Linked DNA regions of Mus musculus: regions 1 and 2 are each linked to region 3. The links are chromatin loops, found by intact Hi-C in ENCODE. Cell type or tissue: left cerebral cortex. All regions are shown on one strand. Links, peaks and the distances in the headings refer to the core of each region. The heading gives the core; the rest is flanking DNA.

Region 1 (3,916 bases), core at 627-3,126, 58 kb after region 3:
GTGAGAACCAGGACCCATGTCAAGCTGAATGTGGTAGTGTTTGTTTGCAATCCCCTGTGCTCCTCTGAATAGGCTGGTAGAGACAGGAAAAACCCTGGGAGCTAGTATGCCATCTAGTCTGGCATACTCATTAGCAAAAAGAAAACAAACAAACCTAACCTCCCAAACCAGAGAGAGGTCACTTCAAGCTAAGTCGAAAGTGAAGACCAATTCCCGAGGTTATCTTCTGGCATCCACGTGTGTACCCTGGCACATGTGCACACACGCATGCACACACAAAGACATTCGTTTCTGTAAAACGAAAAGGAAAGAAGGAGGGGGAACAGGAAAGGTTTCCTTTCTAAAGTCTCACTGTAGTTTTATAACAACCAGGCTAACAAGACTCAAAGCCAACACTGACACTATTAACATTACAGAAAAAGGCTGGGTGGCAGTGGCACACACCTTTAGTGCCAGCGCTCCGGAGTCAGAACAGGCCTTTAATCCCAGAGCATGGGAGGCAGAAGCAAGTGGATCTCTGTGAGTCTGAGGCCAGCCTGGTCTACAGAGCAAGCTTCAGGACAGCCAGAGCTGTTACACCAAGAAATTCTATCTTGGAGGGGGCGGGGACAACAAAAAAAGAAACCCATCAAATTGGACACAGATGAGAGGGAGGGGACACTTATAGAATAAAAGACACAAAGAAACTCCCAACAAATAAAATGTACAGACTCTGGGGGGTTTTTTGTTTGTTCTGTTGTTGTTGTTTTGGTTTTTCGAGACAGGGTTTCTCTGTGTATCCTGGAACTCACTCTGTAGACCCGGCTGGCCTCGAACTCAGAAATCCACCTACCTCTGCCTCCCAAGTGCTGGGATTAAAGGTGTGTGCCACCACTGCCCGGCTGGATTATAATCTGAACAAACCAAGAATTGATAGTTTATAAAAACAATCAGAGATATTGTTAGTTTTATATGTGCTGGCTTTTTTTTTTAAGAACTCAGTGTTTTAGAGATACGTATTTATAGATGAAATTATAGGCTGTCTGGGATTTGCTTTAAACTAATTGGTTGGGGGAGGCGGAATAAATAAAACAAGATTGGCCATATGTTGATAATAATTGAGGCTGGGAGATGGGAACTTGGAGGATCGTTATATAATTCTATTTTTGTGAATAGCTAAACATTACCATAATAGGGTTTTAAAGTGGGGAGGCATGGTTGGAAAGAAAAAGAAAAGAAAGGAAAGATTTTTGTTTTGTTTTTCGTTTTTCTTACTTAGCCACGGCTCTCAGAGAAAAGACTCCCTAGCCAACATGGGACAGTTTAAACACAGGAGAGAAAGCTGGCTAAAGGGGTATTTGCAATGGTGCAAAATGCTGGTCTCTTTATTTGCTCCAGTAAGGAATGCCTTAGACTCTCCAGACTAATCAGCAATTTTGACATCTGCGATTCCTAAACCAGTACTCCGGTCTAATTTTACCGCTAAGGTCCAGTGGGATCAGCAGGCCTCTTGCGCAGCGCCACCCTCTTGGGCAAGGTGCTCGCTCAGTCTCCACATCCCCCAACCATACCCGTACATCCCATGCCTCACCCGCTCTGTGCATTTAGTGAGGCGAGCACTAAAGGGGCGAAACCAGAACAAGGTGAGGCCGAGGGTGTCTGTGATGCCTTCTGGGAAATGTAGTTCTTCCTCCACGCGGGAGCCGACACTTATCTGATAAGCAAGACTACATGTCCTACAATGCGCCGCGCTCACGGCAGCCCCATGGTGTGTTGCTGCCTCCCGGTGGCAGCTAGTTGTTAGGACCGTTAGGACCACGTTTGAAAATTCAGAAGACAGCAGTAGGGGCGGGGACAATGTTGGGAATGCAGAGTCCTCCAGGAACCTCTGGGAAGCCAGTACAGAGATGAGGCTGCGAGACCTGAGCCAAGAAAGGGTTGTAGTAATGAAATTGGAGGAGAGCCCGGTATGAGGATTAAATGAAACCAGGACAGCAACTGTTGGCTGTATGGTTGGTTATTACAGAATAAGCACTTTTCATGTGGCAAAGAACTGCTTCAGAGCTTTACACGTATTAGCTAATTTAATCCTCTCAACGGTCATTCGAGCTATTATCAAACCCTTTTACAGGAGTGAAATTGAGGTCTAGAGAAGAGGCCAGAGACATTCAGCTCGTCTGTGACAGAGCTGGGATTTGAACCCAGGCTGTCAGGCTTCAAAGTCTGTGTCCTTTTGACTACGAATATCTTACTGTCCTTTTGAGCTATTTAAAAATAAAATTATGGTGTGTGTGTGTGTGCACGCGCGCAGGATCCCCCTGTATCTGTCTCCCTAGCCCTGGAATTACCTGTGTAGTAGAATCCGAACTCAGCTCCACATGCATGCATAGCAAGTTCTTTACTCACTGAGCCATCTCCCCAGACCATTTTTAAATTATCTTGAGGTTGTCATTGGCACGAATTGACTCAAAATGGCCATTAGCTTATGAATCTCTGAGTTGGGGATTATCAATGCTCTTCCTTTCCAAATGTAGGACTTAGCCCCATCCCAAGGACAAAGTTTACAACCAACCTACATTTATAATTAGCACATGAATCCACACAGGTTCTATCCATACAAATCAGATGTCTGATTAGCGTTGGATCAGCGGTGGTTTGTGTTGGGAGCTGGAGTCATTATGATTCCATAAGCACACAGATCTGTACACAGACGCTCCTTTGCCTAGAAGCTGATTCTCTTTTGGTCTAGGTGGATTCATCCCATACAGCTTTTATCACGTCCCTGAAGCCCATCACTGTTATCATCAACAGGAAGGCCTTTCCTGATGGAATGCTTATGAGGAGTGTGGTACCTGTTTACCATCATCCCTCAGCGTTACCCTAAAGACTAGTAATGGCTAATCGCCATCATCAACTTGACTGCATTTGGAAGCCCCTGGGAGATTGGTGAAACACACTTCAGAGTGTGTCCATAAAAGCATCTTCAGAGAGAAGTGGCGGGTATTCAAGTTATCCCAAATTGAGAGCATCATTCCACAGGCTAGGAGGCCATAAAAAAGAACCAAGGTCCCAGCATTCCCCTGTTCCAGGTCACCTTCCACAAGCGCTATTCTGATCTGTCCTCTCTGTCATGGTGAACTGGACCCGCTGAAACCAAGACTCAAAATAAGTCATTCCCCCTCAAGTCCTTTCTGTACAGCGTTTTGTCACAGTGCTGGGAAACCTGCAACTAACATACCTACAAGTCAAGGCTGGCTCACTTTGTCCTCCAAGGGATCAAGTTTGAGGTCATGTACTCCAAAGGCAGATGGATAGTGAGGGTGGAACTGGAAACTTCTCCCTGGAGCAGGACTTGATTTAGCAGATGAAGGGAGATTCCCCAGCCCACTGGGGTCTGGGGATGTTTAGTGGTACCTCATGCTCTGCTTATAGACCGTGGCTGGGGTGGGGGGGGCGGGGGGGGGAGCTGGGAACAGTCTCAACTCCTTTTGTATCTCAGATAACTGTGTGACCAGTTCTCTGCAGTAAAATGTGGGCAGGAGGACAGTAGATCCCCTCTGGACAACTTGAAGAAACCAGCAACTCTCCATCCTACCCCCTCCCACCTGCCAGGTGAAACCAATCATCCTGAGCCCCAGGATATAGTAGGGTCACAATATGAATGAGTGTGGTGTGTGAGTCACCAAATGGAGGACACCAGAACACTTGTAAGAAACAAAATACGAGGGCTCAAGAGATGACTCGGGGGTCAAGAGCACTAGCTGCTCTTCCAGAGCTCCTGAGTTCAATTCCCAACACCCACATGGTGGCTCACAACCATCTGTAATGGTATCCAATGCCCTCTTCTAGTGTGTCTGAAGACAGCTACAGCGTACTCATATAAATAAAATAAATAAACCTAAAAAAATAAAAGAAACAAATTATGGCACTGGTGAGA
Region 2 (3,916 bases), core at 627-3,126, 84 kb after region 3:
AAAGCTATCCCTTGGAGGCCTCAGCGCCCCACCCTCCAGATCTCCTCATCCAGCCTTCCCAGTATTCTCTCCTGCTCTGTCTCCAGTCGCTCCTGCAGGCCAAACGGTAGGCCTCCAGGTCTCCTTCCCTAAACTTGGGCGTTCCCTAAAGTCTCCAGGTCCTCTTTCAGACGCAGCAGCGATCTCTACTCCCTTCCTCGGAACCCAGGCTTCCCACTGCGACCCTTCCTAGGGCCTCAGAACTTCTAGCCAAAAGCTTCTTCCTCCTCAGCAGGCTATGGAGGCTGTTCCTCTGTTCTAGAATGTTCTTCCGGTGTCGGCTTCCTCACTTGACCGCTTTGCCCCATTCTTCTGTTTACAGGAATATAGAGCCTCTGCTCCCTCCAAACACGATCAAACCAGTTCTCTATACTCAAAGACCCTTTTCTAGTCCTAATGTCTCTCAAATAAGCTCTCTCCTTCTCTCCTTCCCCACCAAGTCTCCTTCCCTTCCTTCCTGACTCTCTCCCCACTCGTCCCTCTCTGCCCTTCCCTCACATCCTCCTCTTCCTCCTCTCCCTCCTCCTTGTAATTCCTCAACATTCCCTCGTCATGTGCCTGTTCATCTCCAACATGTCTCACCTCCTCAACCAATCCCTCTTCCCCCCCTCTTCCGCCATCTGCCTCTAGTCTCTAACCCCACAATTCCAACCTGATGGTAACAGGTCAGACTGGAGCCACACATCCCTTGCTGCTTCAGGGAGCGTGATGAGGGCCAGGACCAAGCTTAAAGATGGTACACAAGTGACTTGTAGTATACACAGCTCCCCCTGGGTCCCGATAGGCAAGAGCCCCAGCCTACCTATCCTATCCATTTCTGGGAGTGTGCCCACAGGGAAGAGGGTCAAGAGGCCCTCTAATACTCGGTCATCGCTGCCTTCATACCTGCTCGAACACCTTGATGCTCTGGATTTCCCACAGACATGTGGATGTACAAAGACGATGGCTGGTGACCTCAGAGCCAAGGGTGGAAAGGCTGCCTGACATGGCTCAGTGAAAGTGGAATTTCTTTGGACGCGATTCTGGCTGGTTAGGACAAGATCTATTGACAGACTGTGCCAGTAGATACGACAAACTGGTTCTGGAAGCATAATAAGGCAGGCAGACCAGAAAAAGTAAGCCATCTCTCCCAGCTCTGTGAAGTGTGTGTGTGTGTGTGTGTGTGTGTGTGTGTAGCAGCTTTTTGAGATGAGGGAACCAGAGCCCACAGAAGTTAGGTGTATGGTTCAAGTTCCCATGGCTTGAAAAAGACAGTGGGGATTCAAACCTGGCGGAATGGCCTCCCAATTTACCCAACTATTCTGGTTCCCTCCTCTGCGCTCCGGGTTCACTCAGACTCAACAGCTGCGTTTGTGGGTTTCTAGGGCCGCCGCTTAATCACAGCTTTCTTGGAAAACGGGGGCGCTGAGAAACCCGACTTCCGGCTGTGTGTGTGTGTTGCCACCGCCCGAAGGGCCCCGATGGTGGTGCTACTGTCAGTACCAATGAGCCGGCGCCCAGTGCCCGAGGGCTGCTGAGGAATCCACGTGGGCGAGCCTGCCTGGACCCAACGCCGCGGCGCCACCTGCTGGGCGCTCGCGGTGATGCCGCGGCTACGGCCGGGCGACTCGCAGTCAGCTTTCTGGGGTAATGGGCCTCCTGCTGCACATAACCTGCCTGTCAGTATTCTTACATCTTGAACCCTTCCTTCCAGGAACGGCAGGTGTAGAGCAGAATGCGGGTGACCAATCAAGTTCCCATGATATGCCATTCATCCGGTGGCACTGATGATTGGACATTCTTGTCAGCAAGCAAGACACAAGGGTACCAACTACTGCTGCTCAAGGGTGGCAGGGACCGCCAGGGCCTGGAGAAGCGAGAAGACCTGTTGAGGATCAGGGTCGGGAAAAATTACAAAACTACATTCTATTCCTCATGAAGCCGCCCCGAGACCGTTTTTAAAATTCGAATCATGTCCCTTCTCTACTCAAAATCCCCCAGTGCAATCACCCCGCCTGCCAGCAGCGCCAGAGTCCTGACAGTGATTTATAAGTCCTACATGAGGGACTGGAGGTGGGGCGCACCCAGTTGATAGAGTGCTTGCCTAGGATGTACAAAGCCCTGGGTTTGATCCCCAGTACTTGCCTATTCTCTCAGCACTCTGGAAGTGGAAGCAGACACACAGAAGTTCATAGTGATGTGCGAGACAAGCATAACATCCTGTCTCAAAATCAAGTAGGTGAATTAAATTTAAAATTAGAGCCGGTGAGATGGCTCTTCATCTCACTGGTTGCTAAGCCTGACGACCTAAGTTCGAGTCCCCGGGACCCACTGAGCAGGAGAGCCTTGGCACCTACGAGTTGCCTTTTGCTGGGCAGGTCTGCAAGCTTTGGACCACCTCTTTGGCAGCAGTAGTGGCTGGGCGTGGTGATGGTGGTGTGTGCACACCTTGGTACTGCTGCGTCACAGGCCTATAAATAGGTGAGGCTTTATGGGCTAAGTGGTAAGTGCTTTTATATATAATGTATGCATGCACATTATGTAATATATTCCTCACAGTCAACCTGGAGGCAGGTCTTTTTATTATCCCAGTTTTATAGAGAAACCAATTGGAGGTCGAAGGCGCTAAATCATTGCCCAGAGCCACACTCAGAGCAGGTGGCTGCTTGTAACCAAAATTCTCCGGGGCTATTGGAAAGGAGCCGCTTTGCCTAAGCAGCACAAAGCTTTGCGCAGACTCTAAATGCGGTCGGGCGCTGGCCATGGTGCTGAACAGAATAGCCGCAGCTTCTCCGCTTGAGATTGTCAGGTAACCTTGGAATTAAGGAGCTCTTTCTCAACCATGGTGATGAAAGAAACGTGAAAGTGTGTTCGGAAAGAATCTATAGTTTCTCAGCAACGAAGACAGAAATTTTCCTGTCTCACAAATTCTGGGACCAAAGTATCTACTTTTTTGTTGTTGTTGTTGTTGTTGGTTTTTCGAGACAGGGTTTCTCTGTGTAGCCCTGGCTGTCCTGGAACTCACTTTGTAGACCAGGCCAGCCTCGAACTCAGAAATCCGCCTGCCTCTGCCTCCCAAGTGCTGGGATTAAAGGCGTACGCCACCACCACCCGGCTCGAAGTATCTACTTTTATTATTTTAAAATATTTATATTTATTCATTTATTTATTTGATTTTTGGAGACAGGTTTCTCTGTGTGGCTCTGGCTGTCTTAGAACTTACTCTGTAGACCAGACTTGCCTCGTATTCAGAGATCCACCTGCCTCTGCCTCCCTAGTGCTGGAATTAAAAGCATGTACCACCACTGCCATTATTATTATTATTATTACTACTACTACTACTACTACTACTACTACTACTACTAACTATTATTATCTTCGAGCTGTACTCTGGAGTGGGGAGCAAGCTTGGAACCCTGACCCAAACTAGATGAGCTCTCATAAGTCACTTCCCCTCTCTGACCTTCCACTTCCTCCTCTGTAACAGTGGAGAACACACCAACACACCATGTATTGGTAGCATTTTAAAAAGGAGAACCCAGTACAGTGATCCATGATTATATCCTAGTACTTAGGAGGTGAGGCAGGAGGATTGTTCTAAGCTTAAAGCAGCCTGGGCTATATACTGAGTTCCAGACCACAGTAACAACGCCTACAGTACAGTAGATATTTGTTCTAAACAGGGTCTCATTATGTAGCTCTGGACCTTGCTTTGTGGACCACACTGGCCTTGAACTCACAGAGGTCTGCTGGACTCTGGCTCTTCGGTGTTGGGATTAAGGGTGTCCACCACACTGGCTTCTCCTCTTAAAGAATTCCACAAATATATGGTGAGTTGGTGGTGTTCTCCACCTTTACAGAGGAAGCAGATGATCACCACTTTTAAGTGAAATTTTAT
Region 3 (3,916 bases), core at 460-2,959:
GCTCAGCCCCTCAGTGCTCACCAAGCATGCACAAAGCCCTGAGCTCAGTCTTCCTTGCTGTATAAAGTGGACGTGGTGGCACCTGCCTGCAATCCCAGCACTCAAGAGGTGGAAGATTACAAGTTCGAGGTCAGTGGTGGACAGAGCTCAGTGGGTAAAGATGCTTGCCCGTCAGCCTGACGTTTTCTCCCCCAGAGCTATGTAGCAGAATCAGGTGGCTTTTAACACCCCAACTCCTCAACACAGGTGGACACAGATAAGTACCTACACAATACATGCATGCATACATACACACATGCATGCATGCATTCATACATACATACGTACATACATAAACGCAATAGCAAGAAGACATTCAAGATGGCCCACACTTTTGGTCCCAGCACTTTGAAGGCAAAGGCAGGAGTTCTATGTAAGTTGGAGGCCTACATAGCTCAAGGTCAGCCAGGGCTTTGTGGTGAGACTCGATCTCCATCAAAACAAGAAAGAATTTCAAAGTCAACCTCAGCTGCATAGCAACTTCCAGGCCAATTCAGAGTACATGACACCCAAGATAAGTACATAAGTATTTTAAAAGATTTATTTATTTGAATATTGCTTGTATGCATCCTTGGCCTTCGTGTTTGTGTGCAGACCACATTTGTGCCTGCTGCCAGCCAGCAGAGGTAAAAAAAAAACACTGCATCCCCTGGAACTGGAGTCATATAAAAGCTATGGTCCACCGTGTGAGTGCTGGGTCATGAACCCAGGTCCTCTGCAAGAGCAGCCAGTGGTCTTAACTGCTGAGCCGTCTCTTTAAACCCAAAGAAAGTTTTCTTTTCTTCTTTTTTTTTTGAAAAAAAAAAAAAACCAAATCTTTATTGTATATAAATATATAAAATCACCCAAGATGTTATCTTTCATTTGCCCATCTTCATCCTCCTCTGATATAGAGGACATTATTACACCTTATTAGAACTTCACCCAGATGTCCAGACAATGCCCCATCTTATGTAGTCTGCTGTATTTGCTAGCTGCATGCTCATGTAGCCATCAATGGAGACCAGGTAGCCCTTGGACTCCATGCCCACTTAAGTTTCACCATCACTGGCTTTTCAGTCCATCGAGAAAAGGCTTGGGATTGAGGGATAAATTTATCGTGAACACCTGAAAGCACTGCACCCCACTAGTCGTCGACCCCGCCGCTGCCTGCCCCTCGTGACTGGCGCAGCTGCTGCTACACAGAACCCAAGAAAGTTTTCTTTAGGTTCAATGTCATTCTCTACTATGTAATGAGTTTGATAACAGCCTGGATGTCATGAGACCCTATCTTAACACACACAAAAAACAAACCATGTTTTGGAAACAAACATTCATGGTGCTCTCTCTGTGCCAGAAAATTGCTCCATTTGAGGAAGGAAGGGAGGGAGGGAGAGAGGGATGGAAGGAGGGAGGGGAGGAGGGAGGGAGGGAGGGAGGGAGGAAGGAAGGAAGGAAGGAAGGAAGGAAGGAAGGAAGGAAGGAAGGAAGGAAGGTGCGTGCATGGCCAAGGCTTTTTCTTTTCCTTGGCTTGCTGGAGTTCACTTCCTAACATAACTTCCCAGCAGATGGCAGCCATGCACCAAACTCTAACATTGGTGAGTCACGATCTTCTGACAGATGGCCTAGAGAGAGGTGGGGGCGGAGGGGAGGAGTACCTATTTCTGACTCTCCCAAAGGCCTTATAAGCTAGCAGAGGCTTATAAGCCTCTGCTATATCCACATCAACACAGGTCACATATCACACACACACACACACACACACACACACACACACACACACACACACACACACACACAGAGTGTGAAGTGAATGAGTGAGTGTTGGACACCCTCCCAGTCCATTAGAGCACCAGGTTTGTACTGTCGTCTGACAGTGGTTGTACATTTATCACACTCAGAGCAGGTAGATGCACATTCTCCTAATGCCAGAATGGAGAAAACTCATGATCATCCAGGATTTAATAAACTTTACATTTTAAGTCGGGGGTGGTGGTGCACAGTTTTGATCTCAGCACTTGGGAGGCAGAGGTAGGTGGATCTTTGCATTCAAGGCCAGCCTGGTCTACAGAGATAGTTCTAGGACAGCCAAGGCTACATAGTAAGACCCCGTCTCTAATTAACTAACTAACTAACTAACTAATTAATTAATTATTAACTTTACATTCTAATGGCAATGCTTGATCTTTTTTTTTTTTTTTTTTTTTTTTTTTTTTTTTTACTCTGTGTGTATGCATGAGAAAGTCAGCTTTCTCCTTCCTTGCTGTTTGTGGTACTCAAAGTCATCAAACTTGGCGACAAGCCCCTTTACTGGCTGAGCCATTTCACCAGCCCTGTCTTTATCACCTGTCTGTCTGTCTATCTGTCTATTTAGCTATTTCTGAGACAGAGTCTTACTATGTAGTCCAGGCTGGCCTTGAACTCACAGAGATCTGCTTGTCTTTGTTTCCTGAGTGCTAGAATCAAAGACATGTGCTACCACATTGGGCCTGTCTATTAGTTTTAAAATACTGTAATTAGGAGGTGGAGAGATGGCTCAGAAGTTAAGAGCAATTTTTGCTCTTCTACAAGACTTCCGGTTTGGTTCTAAACACCCATGTTAGGCAACTCACAGCCACCTGTAACTCCAGCTCCTGGGGTTCAGATGCCCTCTTCCAGCCTCCATGGGCACCCATACTCTCTCACTCACATTTTTAAAATTTAAATTCTAAAGCGATACCATCATTAAGATATCTTGCCATTGTTCTCCTGATGCTTCATGCCCCTAAAACAGCCTTCTTTTTACACTGAAAATGATTTTGTGTGTGTGTGTGGGGGGGGGGGCGGAGCATAGCTCCCTAAACTATATCACACCGGCTGTACAGGGAATTCCTAATTGCAGGTAAGTTGTACATGAAGTCCAGCACATTCATATGAATTCATGAGCCATCTGCTACAGTGTCACCACATCTAGGACCACACAAACTGGTGTGAGGCAGCTGCCATGAGAGACAACACTTGGCCCTGCTATCTCTGTCCCCCCTGACCCCCTTCCAGTTTCCTTTCCTAACCTCCTGAACTTCTGATCCTCCTGCCACAGCCTCCCAAAAGTTGGGAGAATAGGATTGTACCTCCACACCCAACCTGGCCATGTGACTTTAGTCGATGGAATGTATCAGCAAGCCTTACACAAGCAGGGCTATTTCCTCTCAAGATACTGTCCCTTGGGGCCCTTACTCACTGTGCTGGAGAGTTTTTATGCCAACTTGACACAGCTAGAGTAACTGAGAGGAGGGAGTCTCGACTAAGGAAAGTTTGGGCTGCAGGGAAACCTGAAGAGCATTTCCTTAACTAGTGATTGGTGGGGAAGGGCCCAGCCCATTGTGGATGGGACCATCCTTGGGTGGTCCTGGGTTCTACAAGAAAGCAGGCTGAGCAAGCCAGCAAGCAGCACCCCTGCCCCAAACACCATGGCCTTTGCATCAGCTCCCGCCTCCAGGTTCCTGCCCTATTTGAGTTCCTGTCCTGACTTCCTCAGATGATAGACAGTGCTTTGGAAGTGTAAGCCTTTCCTCACTAATTTGCTTTTGAGCATGGTGTCTCATCACAGCAGTAGAGACCTACCTGCCTTTCTGGATCACCTCCTGTCTGCCATTAGTTGAGGGTTGTTGTTAGCTTAGAGCAGGAAGTGGGCTTAATATCCCCAGAAAGGTTTCTTTTCCTCTCTTTCCCTCCCCTTTTAATTAGAACAACAACAACAAAAAATTAGGGTAAGTGTTTTGTCGGTAGCTCAGGCTTGATTCAAACTTGAGTACTGAAATTATAGAACTATGCCATTACCAACCCCTCCCCCCCAGTTCCTTCCCTTCTTCCTTTCCTCCTTCATTCCCTCCCTCCCTCCCTCCCTCCCTCCCTCCCT

The links. A loop is a pair of places that touch in the nucleus more often than their neighbours do. Peaks named below come from ENCODE experiments on the same cell type or tissue, not always from the same donor. Only the 100,000 strongest peaks of a DNase experiment are listed, where the experiment ranks them.
Region 1: it touches region 3 in a loop (8-fold over the local background); 28 of 42 quality-filtered maps call a loop at or near these places.
Region 2: a loop joins it to region 3, with 3 times the contacts of the local background. A loop is called at or near these places in 14 of 42 quality-filtered maps.

What each region holds. Positions count from the first base shown.
Region 1 is chr7:30,371,501-30,375,416 of GRCm38, reverse strand. No RefSeq gene overlaps it. Among named protein-coding and RNA genes, the nearest start is that of Lrfn3, 11 kb to the right of the region's middle. In left cerebral cortex, for the core only: a CTCF peak has its summit at 1,764 (motif pointing left); a DNase peak (open chromatin) is centred at 1,721; H3K4me3 peaks cover 580 bases; H3K27ac peaks cover 979 bases.
Region 2 is chr7:30,345,682-30,349,597 of GRCm38, reverse strand. It overlaps 4930479H17Rik (a long non-coding RNA gene), which reads left to right. Exons shown (of 3, transcript XR_881936.2): 2 at 1,733-2,253; 3 at 2,397-3,001. Among named protein-coding and RNA genes, the nearest start is that of 4930479H17Rik, 6.3 kb to the left of the region's middle. In left cerebral cortex, for the core only: a CTCF peak has its summit at 1,605 (motif pointing left); DNase peaks (open chromatin) are centred at 1,490 and 2,714; H3K27ac peaks cover 367 bases.
Region 3 is chr7:30,429,727-30,433,642 of GRCm38, reverse strand. It overlaps the pseudogene Gm30646. Among named protein-coding and RNA genes, the nearest start is that of Nfkbid, 8.4 kb to the right of the region's middle. In left cerebral cortex, for the core only: a CTCF peak has its summit at 1,590 (motif pointing right); a DNase peak (open chromatin) is centred at 1,633; H3K27ac peaks cover 651 bases.